Regions from separate parts of the Homo sapiens genome. Here region 2 is linked to region 1. Evidence: read pairs that join two places in POLR2A ChIA-PET (ENCODE). Cell type or tissue: CD4-positive, alpha-beta T cell. All regions are shown on one strand.

Region 1 (2,500 bases):
CGTAGGAGCCACTTAATAAACAGTAAATGAGTGAAGATATGGCCAGGAACAGTCTCTGACCTAGTTGGCAGTTTCTGTCAGAAGCAGAACATCATGACAAAGGAAATGGGACTAAAATGTTAAACCACACTAAAGGTTCCATCTACCAAATCGCTCCTGTGGCACACTGGGGCAGGGCTACGTCTAAAGGAATTAAGACATTCAATAGATCCAGGGCCAGATTAAGACATTCTGAGGCCCTAACACCAGAATGTATTTTTACAGACAGAACATTGAACATTCATATCTAAATACAAATTAAAGCGGCATATATACAAAATATAGTGTATTAAGAGAGAAGAAAGGGAGGGAGGGAGAGAGAGGAGAAGGAGAGAAGGCAAAGAAATGGAAAATGAAAGAGGAAGAAGTGAGGAGAAAGGGAAAAGGAAAATGCCCTATCTGATATTTGACCATAGCGTCTCCCCTGTGTGAAACTCTTCAGTAATTTTTTTCCCTTTATAATAGGGACAAGGCCACTCTCCTTTTTAGGTACACAAGGTTTTGGATCACTTATATCTAAATCTAGCCCCCCTAAGACCACCCAGTGTCTGCAGGTCCCCACAGGAAGAGTCATGCACACTTATGGACTACCCAGGGGCATCTTCAGCTGATGGGGCCTTAATGTCACCCAGGACTCCCTGTTCTGGGGGAATTCTCAAAGGTAGATGCAGGGCTCCAGGAGCTGTTTTCAAATTTTCTAAAAAACATAATAGGTATTAAAACCTAATAGGTATTATATATTTTCCTTCAACAAAGCCTAGTAGTAAAGCTCACAGCAGGGTCCTGTACTTATCTCTAATGTATCACGTCATTTTCTTGCTTGTCTCCCGCAAAGGGGTGTGAGCTCCTTGCAGTTGGAAACCATGCATTTGACTGATTTCACTTTTTAAAAAAATATCCTCAATGCCTGGCACATAATGATCCTTAAATGATGTCTGATGAATAAGTGGCCACTGGATGAATGAAACAAATAAATGTGATACTACACTGTTTCCATTGCATACGTCGCTGTATATATATATATACGTATATATATACATATATATGTATATATATATACGTATATATATGTGTGTATATATGTGTATATATATACACGTATATATGTGTGTATATATGTGTATATATATACACGTATATATGTGTGTATATATGTGTATATATACAAGTATATATGTGTATATATACACGTATATATGTGTGTATATATGTGTATATATATACACGTATATATGTGTGTATATATATATCTTAGATTAATCAAAATGTGAAGGCAAATTCATTGGTAGTAAACATAAATTATTTTGAAGGAAATATCACTCCAAACAAATGAAAAAAATAACGAAAATGGTGCTAGGGAAGAAAGAGGCTGGGATCCTTAGATAATGCACAGATATGTGTGTCCCCACACGTGGCCTAAGAAGCTCTAATCTCCCCCAGAGGAAGCTGGACCCTGGGGACACAGCCTGCTTCTAAGCCACCAGCTCCTAAGGCAGTATTTCTCAAAGTGAGGTTTGGAAGCCACCAGCATAAGAACTGTTGGGAGATCTGTCAAAACACTGATTCCTAAAACATGCCCCAGACCCAGAAAGTTGGAATATCTGACACCAGGATTTGAAACCCTACATTTGTAAGTTCTTTGGGTTACTCTTAAGCATCTTCAAGTTTGAGATATTGCCCCGAGAGTTCCTGGGCAAATCCCATTCAGGCCACCTGCCACCCAGGGCTGGGGGTAGGCTCAGAGCAGCTGTGTCATCCCCACATCCCAGCTGTGAGTGCTCATCCCTCACCTGGGACCCATAAATGTTGTGTTGGAGAGGAGATGTAGTGAGAACCAGGCATAAATCATGCTCCTCTGCCCCTCTTTCCACCCTCTGCCTTCCCTTAAGGAAGGCCCTGACCCCAGGGACTGCTCACCGGGTATTTCAATAAGCTCCAACTGGCCCTTTATCAGATGGTCCAGTCAATTAGAACTTCATCAGGAATCAATTTGTGAGGCCCAGCTGAGATGTAACTATAGATCAGGGCAGTGGCAACTGATTATCCCACTAATGGAATATTCCATTGATTAATTGAGTATTTAAATCTTTCCGAGGGTGGCTGTGCTTGCTGCCATTGTCGCTGGATGAAAGGGATAGGAGAGTGTCGTGCAGTCAAAGAGGAAGCTGATGGTTCTTCCTTCATTTAGCAGCTCTCAGCAAAATAACGGGTCAGCCTCACGTTCTCAGAAAGCAAGAACACTGCAAGGTCTTTGGCACAACGTAGAAACCTCCCACCAGCTGATTGAACCAATCAGGGGATGGTGGGTTTTAATTCGCTATTTTTCTGCAAAGCTGTGTGCTGAGGACCTCAAAGAAACATCCATTCCAGTGCTTCTTATAAGTTAGAATCCCCTGGAGATTTGCTAAAACACAGATCCCTGAGCCTGCCCCCCAAGTCTGATTCAGCAAATTTGGGGCGG
Region 2 (2,500 bases), 760 kb after region 1:
TAAAGGAATGAGACAAGACAAGAGTGCATAAAGTGGGATCAGGGGGCCAATGCTAGTATGGAGGCTGCTAAGGCCCGGAGCTCTGGAAGCCCACACTATTTATTGGTGATCAAACAAAGAAGCAGGTGGTGAGGATGTGGGGGTTGAAAGAAAGCAGTGTATCAAGCACATGATCTACAACTGTGACAGTTTAGCATTTTCTTTGAAGCATATGGAACATGTTCTGCTACTTGAGATAATGGGAAACATGTTCTTCTAGTTTAAGTTACAATCGATCTAATAGCCTGGGAGTGCTAGAAGCAAGAAGCCAGCAAGTCTAGACACATTCCAGAGGCCACAAGGAGTTTTAAGCCCTGAGCCCTGGATTCTGTCCAAGCCACAAGGGGTTTTATGCCCTGGGCTTAGATTGTGGTGTGGCAGGGCAGGTTTCCACCCTTTGGCACAGAGCTTGGTGTTCCAAAGGCCATGAGGGGTTTTAGACCCTGGACCCCAGGCATGTTCCAAGACTGTTTTACATTATGTCAGCCATGCAAGCCCTGCCTCAGCCTTTTTCCCAATACTCAGCTTTTCTCGAACACCCCAGATGTCTTCTGTGAGACCTGGCTGGAGTTCTACAGCACCTCCTGCCTGCTACTATCCTAACACTCTGTGGAGCAAACTCTATTCACTTGTTCTCCATCTTTTCCTTCTGGGCTCTGAGAGTCCAAACCTTGAGGTAGGTACCATGACACATTGGGGTCTCCACTCACAGCCTGATGCCTGTAGATGATCAGCCACTGTGTAATGAATGAACTCATTCTTCAATAAACCAGTGAATGATCACATGAAAGAAACGGTCTAGTGGGACTCTCTGGCCACAAATACTGAATCACCTTCCTCTTCTTTACCATAGAAGAAGGGAGAATTTCTTTCTCAAAGACCAAACCCTAGACTTCATAGTCTTTTTCTGTTTTTCTCCCCTACAGGACTTCTACCCCTCAGGGTCTCCCACAGAGCATTCTGTGGGCAACTAACCATCTAATGTTATTTTTATAGGGCCCAAGGGAGAAATTCTTATACATACACACATGTGCGCGTGCACACACACACACACACACACACACAAACTCTGTGTGTGTGCATGTATAAATGATTTCAGTTATGTACTGCTACATAACAAACCACCCCTAATGTAAGTAGCACAAAACAACCATTTTATTTTGCATACAGAGTCTTTGAGTCAGGAAATTAGACAGCAACTAGCAGGGGTGGCTAGCCTCTGCTCCCTGGTGTCTGAGACCTCAGCTGGAAAGACTTGAAAGCTGAGAATGACTCAACAATTGGGGGCTAGAGTCATCCGGAGGCGTCTTCACCCACATGTCTGGTGGTTTGGCTGGAACCTCAGCTGGGCTTTCAGCCCAAACACCTACACGTGGTCCCTCCATGTGTTCTCTCCACACGGGCTAGCTGGGCTTCATCAGACTAGCTGGTAACTGGGGTCCAAGGGAAGGTGTCCCGAGAAAGCAAAGCACAAGTGCATGGCATTTTTATGACCTGGCCTCAGAAGTCACAGAGCACCATATGGCATCATATGATATTGGTCAAGGTTACAGAGTTTTCCCAGGTTCAAGGCATGAGGAAGTGGGCAAGCTTCCTCTTTTTTTTTTTTTTTTTTTTTTTTTTTTTGTCAAGAGGGAGTCTCTCTCTGTTGCCCAGGCTGGAGTGCAGTGACTAGATCTTAGCTCACTGCAACCTCCACCTCCCGGGTTCAAGTGATTCTCCTGCCTCAGCCTCCTGAGTAGCTGGGACTACAGGCGCATGCCACCACACCCTGCTAATTTTTGTATTTTTAGTAGAAATGGGGTTTCACCATATTGGCCAGGCTGGTCTTGAACTCCTGACCTTGTGATCCACTCACCTCAGCCTCCCAAAGGCAAGCTTCTAGAACAGCACATGGACAGAAGATATTGGTATGTCACTTGGAAAACAGTCTGGCAAGCTCTTTTTTTCTTTTCTTTTCTTTTCTTTTTTTTTTTTTTTTTTAAAGAGATAGGATCTCTCTCTGTTGCCCAGGCTGGAGCACAGTGGCACAATCATAGCTCACTGCAGCCTCAAACTCCTGGGCTCACAAGCAATCCTCCTGTCTCAGTCTCTAGAGCAACTGGAACTATAGGCATGCACAACCACGCCTGGCTAATTAAGTAAATTTTTTTAAAGATGAGGTCTCACTATTTTTCCAAGGCTGGCCTCAAACTCCTGGCCTCAAATGATTCTCCCACTTCAGCCTTCCAAGTAACTGGGATTACAGGCATAATCTTTTTCTTTAAGTTGTAAAATTCACACACAAGACAGTAAATATAATTTAGTAGTTTAGAACTCTCCAATTGTGTTTCTCTGACCCTCGATCGAAAGTAACCACCCTTGTGAGTTTTGTGTTACTCATGTTCTTGCTTTCTTTATAATTTTGCCACTCCAGGTTTTTTCCTAAATAATATATTGTTTAGTTTTGCCTGCTTGCAAA

The links. ChIA-PET counts read pairs that join two places held together with the same protein. Peaks named below come from ENCODE experiments on the same cell type or tissue, not always from the same donor. Only the 100,000 strongest peaks of a DNase experiment are listed, where the experiment ranks them.
Region 2: POLR2A ChIA-PET joins it to region 1 with 5 read pairs; 2 of 35 experiments call an interaction of 5 or more read pairs at or near these places.

What each region holds. Positions count from the first base shown.
Region 1 is chr15:88,305,589-88,308,088 of GRCh38, forward strand. The region is part of intron 1 of LOC105370958 (a long non-coding RNA gene); the gene reads left to right. Among named protein-coding and RNA genes, the nearest start is that of NTRK3, 50 kb to the left of the region's middle. In CD4-positive, alpha-beta T cell, no CTCF peak of the experiment used is centred here; no DNase peak of the experiment used is centred here.
Region 2 is chr15:89,067,119-89,069,618 of GRCh38, forward strand. All of the region lies in intron 1 of CARMAL (coronary artery disease region linked MFGE8 regulatory lncRNA), which reads left to right. It also overlaps a transcript of ABHD2 not described here. Among named protein-coding and RNA genes, the nearest start is that of ABHD2, 20 kb to the right of the region's middle. RefSeq lists enhancers at 1,115-1,164, 1,215-1,264. In CD4-positive, alpha-beta T cell, no CTCF peak of the experiment used is centred here; a DNase peak (open chromatin) is centred at 1,333.